Regions from separate parts of the Homo sapiens genome. Here region 2 is linked to region 1. Evidence: read pairs that join two places in POLR2A ChIA-PET (ENCODE). Cell type or tissue: OCI-LY7. All regions are shown on one strand. Each heading gives the region's core, and the rest is flanking DNA. Links, peaks and the distances in the headings are about the cores only.

What was found. ChIA-PET counts read pairs that join two places held together with the same protein. Peaks named below come from ENCODE experiments on the same cell type or tissue, not always from the same donor. Only the 100,000 strongest peaks of a DNase experiment are listed, where the experiment ranks them.
Region 2: POLR2A ChIA-PET joins it to region 1 with 12 read pairs; 17 of 35 experiments call an interaction of 5 or more read pairs at or near these places.

Annotation. Positions count from the first base shown.
Region 1 is chr1:178,544,243-178,547,164 of GRCh38, reverse strand. It overlaps C1orf220 (chromosome 1 putative open reading frame 220), which reads right to left. Exons shown (of 3, transcript NR_033186.1): 2 at 1,262-1,952; 3 at 1-71. Among named protein-coding and RNA genes, the nearest start is that of C1orf220, 2.9 kb to the right of the region's middle. In OCI-LY7, for the core only: no CTCF peak of the experiment used is centred there; DNase peaks (open chromatin) are centred at 1,184, 1,564 and 2,314; H3K4me3 peaks cover 1,866 bases; H3K27ac peaks cover 1,874 bases.
Region 2 is chr1:178,717,307-178,720,228 of GRCh38, reverse strand. No RefSeq gene overlaps it. Among named protein-coding and RNA genes, the nearest start is that of RALGPS2, 6.5 kb to the left of the region's middle. In OCI-LY7, for the core only: no CTCF peak of the experiment used is centred there; a DNase peak (open chromatin) is centred at 1,528.

The DNA of each region.
Region 1 (2,922 bases), core at 167-2,666:
CCTGGGTCTAAAGGCAACGCCCACTAGGTCTGTTCATTCTTCTCATTGAAAAAGCAGCTCCTGCCCCCAATCTGTGTGTTGAAGAAGGGAGTGCAGTCAAATGTAAGAGGGTAGGTTATTTAAAACACTATGGTATATTCTCTACATTAGAAAAACCTCAGATGGGCTGGGTGTGGTGGCTCACGCCTATAATCCCAGCACTTTGGGAGGCCGAGGTGGGTGGATCATTTGAGGTCAGGAATTCAAGACCAGCCTGGCCAATAGGGTGAGACCTGGTCTCTACTAAAAATACAAAAATTAGCTGGGCATGGTGGCACGCGCCTGTAGTCCCAGCTACTCAGGAGGCTGAGGTAGGAGAATTGCTTGATCCAGGGAAGCGGAGGTTGTAGTGAGCTGAGATCATACCATTAGACTCCAGCCTGGGCATCGCAGCGAGACTCCATTGCCAAAAAAAAAAAAAAAAAAAGAAAAATCTCAGATGACATCAGCGAACAGAGAGAGCTGAGATTCTAGTGTTGCTTGTGAGCTTCCCCAGAGGAGGTCGAACCGAAACCAGGTCTCAAATGCAGTAGGGATATCCATCTGCTGTTTTTTAAAAATATTTTTTAAAGTATATTTTTAAAATACAGATAGGGTCTCACTTTGTTCCTCAGGCTGCTGTCAAACTCCTGGCCTCAAGCAATCCTCCGGCCTCCTCCTCCCAAACTGCTGCCATTACAGGGATGAGCCACTGCGCCCAGCCCATTGTAGTTTTTATTAGAATTTATGATAAACTTTTCATTTCATGGCATTGTCAATTATATCAGGTATTTTCTTGGTCATTTTTTATTTTTTTTGTCTGGAAAGCTGCTCTGGGGAGACCTCAGTTTTCTGCCCACCTCCTCTGTGTGTGGCCCTCAAACTAAAGACAAGCCCCTTAAGGATCACCACTCCCATGCCTTGCCCCTACCACGGGTACCTCAACCGCTTCTAAAATTTTTAGATCATCTCTGCTATATTCAACGGCCATGGAAGTTTCAAAAGTTTCCAAAGCAAAATGTTTTGTCTGAAACAAGCTGCTTTGGATTTTGTCTACATGATACAGGCACCTTCCTCTGGGCCCCATAATTGTCTCCTCTGTCACTTGCTTGGTGTTATGACATGTAACAAATCAGAGTGGGAAGGTCTTAGTTTTCTCTTTGTCAGCATTCTGGGATGCCCTGGTGGTAACAGGAAATGCACCCACAGCTCCATGCAGCTCTCTTGTAGGTGCTTTTCTTACCTGTGGGCCAGATCCTGTCCTATGTAATGTTGATGTTTGTAGAGTTTATTTTTTGGTTTAGGGCATGAAATGATAATCGGCTTAAGCAGCACCAGAATTGAAGCAGAGAAGGTGAGGACACAGATTTCTTGGCCCTTTGACGAACAAACTGAAGATCACTGTTCAGTCTTCCCAACTGCAGAAGCTGTGATGTGGCGGAAAGAGCTGGAACCGTGCAGCTGGGCTTGCTCCCCCATGTCCCTCGTCCATCCTTCGTGGCCCACTCACTTGCCAAGAGCTGTTGATGTTGAAGCACCCAGGATATCCAGGAGGCAGCACCACATTCAGCAGGGCATTGTGACTTGGGGCCAAGTCTTTCAGCCTCCCTCAATCTCACTTTCTTTACTTGCAAATAGCAATACCACAGACCCCTCACAGGGATCATGGGAAGGTTAAAGAAGTGGAACTGGTTCAGCTGGAGCTTAGTAAGTAGTCAAAATCAACCTTCAAGAGTCCGTGTCCTGGAGCTCAGCAGCTGTCCTGGGCCTGGAAGACGGGGTGTGCTTCTGCTCTGTCTCCTTCTGTGGTTCTGGGGTGGGGGATCTGCATAGCCTGTGGGGTCCCCAGAGAGCCTGGGGCTGCTGCAGAGCAAGTTCTCTGTTGTTGGCAAATAAAGCCATAGCAGAGATGACTCCAGCAAGTTGAGCACCCTCTGAACAAAGAAGGAAATGTATTATCTCTTTCCTGAGGCCTATTCATATTGGAAAAAACACTACCAGATTTAACTTCAAAATATAATTTTTCCAGCACAGCTGGAATGCACCCCCCGGCCATCCAGAGGCTTCTAAATGCATTGGGAGCTCAGTTACGACGCTCACCAAGTTGTCTCATCTCGCCTGGAACCCACTGGCCCTCACAGAGTTGAGAGAATATTCATTTTCTTGAACTCTTATGAACGACAGTTTCTCGCTTGCCATGATTCTGTGGAACTGGGCATCCGGCATCTCAGAGATGGGAAGTCGGAGAAATTCTGAGCATAGGCTGTATTTGCTGAGAAGATAAAGAGACTACTTTCCATTTCTCACTTCTCTCTCAAAGCGCAAAAACAACGGGCCTGTCTGGCCTAGTCACTGCTTTCTGTCTCTGAAGTGTTCCAGGCGCCAGAACCAGCCTTCCTCCTTATTAACGTTCCATGATGATTCCTTCCAGGTGCTGGGGATCCAGCCCGTGGGGTTATTAGAGGGCAGACACCAACAGGGAAGGTGTTGTTGACTCACCCTCACAAATATCATTCCTTACATTGTCAGGGCAATTACAAAACACGACTTTAAAAATACTATAATAAAATATCCAACTGAAGACTTTCAGTATAATTAATCCGCCAACCTTATATTTTGAGAAGGTTGAGAGCCGTGAGGGAAAATAAACCCTAGAGAAATACATTGTTTTTAAGTTCTTTCAATAAAGACATGTAGGCATTTTCTAATGTTTTTCCCAAAAAGAAAGAACATCTACTCCTCTAATTCCACAAGAGATATAAAGAATTAAAGAAATTGTGATTAACAGCCCTGTGTCTGGAGCTCATGAAGCTCAGAGGATTGGGAATGGAAGTGGCAGGTTTAGGCTTGAATCAGAACTTCTGGATTTAGGAAAACAAAACAGGCCAGGCGCGGTGGCTCACA
Region 2 (2,922 bases), core at 113-2,612, 170 kb before region 1:
AATAAATAAATAAGCATATAAAATAAGAAAAGGCTAAAACAACTCTGATATTTTGGGGGCATTTACTTAGTGTAAAGACCTTTCACTTGCTTTGATATTTTCCTCTATATTTTGGATCATTACATTTACCAGGCAACTTTTTTTCCAGATAAGTGAATTATTATTGTATTCTACTTCCTTTATAATATTTTTAAGCATTATTCTTTATATTTAATGATAGGAAAGGATTTTGGTTGAGTGTTCATCTCTATAGTTTTCTTTTTATATATCCTGCATGTTAAAATAGGTTAGAAATTTTTTAAAAAAACAGGAATTCATAAAGGCATACCAATAATTAATTGATAAAACAAATGGAGAAAAAGGAAATACTCTTGCTTATGGTAGAGTGTTGAGAGATTGTTGAAGTTAGAAAATCATCATTTTGCAACCAGTTAGGGCAAAGATTGGGTAAGGCAAAAACCATCTTATATCTAAACATAGGAAGAAATGTTGATGAGGAACAAGATATTTGCATGATCTTAGAGTATTTTTCCATAGACTTCTTATTAGTTGCAAGGAAATGAGTAATTATACACTGGATAAATTGGACAAAACCCTCACCAGGTGATCAAAATTAACATCACAATTGAGGGACAGACGGACATCATTTGCCTCCAGATGTGATTCCCCGAAGACATAGCATATAATGAGGAAATGAGGAATCTAATGAGGAAATACCAGACAAATTCCAAGTGAGCAACGTTTTGTTTTGTTTTTTAAAAGAGGTAAGGGGTGCTGTATCCTTCAAAGATGTCACTGTCATAAAAGACAAAGGCTGTGAAAATATTCCAGCTGAAGAGCCATGACAACTAAATGTAATATGAGATACTAGACTAGATTCTTTCCTGGAGGAGGAAAAAAATGCTATATTGGACATTATTCAGTTAATTGGAAAACTGATGGTAGATTGATCAGATAAAAATATTTCATCAATGTTAAAGTCACTGAAATTGGTAACTGTGCTGTGGTTATGTCTCTATTCTTAGACAATATATACTAAAGTATTTCAGAATAAAGGGCCAGGACATAGGTATGGTTCTGAAAAAACACACACACACACACACATATATAGTGAGAGAGAAAACAGAAATGATAAAAAGGTAAAATGTTAATAATAGGCGACTCTGGGTAAAGAGTAGATATTATTTGCAGTCTTTCTATAATTTTGAAATTAGTTCAAAATAGAACGGTTTATTTAAGGTTACAATTTTAAAGAAGCAAGAGCAGCAGAAGTAAGCAATTCATAGACTATAACATCAGAGTAATTTTAAATAACCACCTTACTGCAAGATCCCTTATGCTTTCTGAAGTTGTTGACTGCCTCCATGAAATTGTCTCACCTTTCAGGTTAAAATTAGAGACAAGATGTCTTATAATTGAAGAGGCATCTTATTCACCTTTTCATTTTATAAATGAGGGAACTGAGACTCAGAGATTCAAGAGACTTGCTCAAAGTCCCTTAACCAGTTATGACAGAGGACAATCTTGATTCTACTTCTATCTCTACAACTGCTAAGCTGCTACTGCCAGTTTCTATCACTGTCTCTCTTCTCTCCTTCCTGACTCTGAGTTTCCTAATAGCTTTGTATTGTCTTCTTTCTATGATTATACAAGGAACCCATATGCGGCCTTACTCTTTGAACTATCACTGCTCCACTAGTAATTCTTACCCAGGCTTCTGTAGCACATCTCTCATTGCCCCCATGATGTCTACATTAGGACATTTCATCATCAGTTCAACCTCTGTAGGTTCAAACTGAAAAACAAATAGAAGAAAAAATTGTAACGGCTAAGAAAATCTATTCAACCTTACCAATAATCAAAGAAATGCACATTAAAACAAGATTTGTTTTGCCTAATAGCTTGCCCAATTAATAAGATTTGTAATATTTTGTTCTAGCAAGGATGTGGCCCACAGACTCTTTCATACCCTGGGTGTGTAAATAAGCATATCTCTTTCATGTACAATTTGCCAAAGTCAATGAAAAACATAAATGTACATAGACTTTGATCCAGCAATTTCACACATAGGTATTTGTCTTAAAAAAAATACTGTGATGCTGTTCAAAGAGATATACAAGACTGTTCATTAAGCATTGTAATAGCAAAAATTAGAATAATATATGTCCATCAATAGGTGAGTCAGTAAATACAAAATCACAGTATGTTTTTACAATGAAAAGATAGCTCTATATGAACCAATATTGGAAAAAAAAGTTGAAGAGAAATATGCATACTATGATTTCATTTCCTTTTATGTACATAGAAATCAGCCTAGAAAGCTATACAACAGATTATCACAAGATAATAGAATTGGGGGACGGAGAAGAGAACTTTCATTTTCTACTTATATATTTCCATTGTTTGTTGTTGTTGGAGGGTTTTTTTGCTAGAAGCATGTATACCTTCTATAAAAACAACAAAGGTGTTGCTTTCTTTTTAAACTGAAAATATTTAATTCCTTAATCAACATCCCCTGCAACATCACTGTTTCCATTATTTCTTTTCTCTCTCAGGCTTTAAAATGACCTTTAACTCTTTTTCTCTCCTTCGTCATGTATCCATTTAGTCCTGACTCTTGTAAAAAATTTTATTGCAATTATTAGCCCCAACCACATATGTAGAAAGGTAATTCTAACTGATCTCTTAGATTTAGCTACTCCCCACCCCCTTCTTTTCACACACCTTTTCCTACACCACTATCTTCATTGTGTCACATGTCTTCTTCATCCTCCTCACTTCCCAATTCAAAAATCCCTAGCTGTTGCTTTTTGATTTAGTAAGGTGATATCTAGGGACTACCATTGCCCCAGTCTCCCCTACTAATTCACTTCATCACCACTCTACACACTAGCCAAACCATTCTTTTATGTATTCAATAAG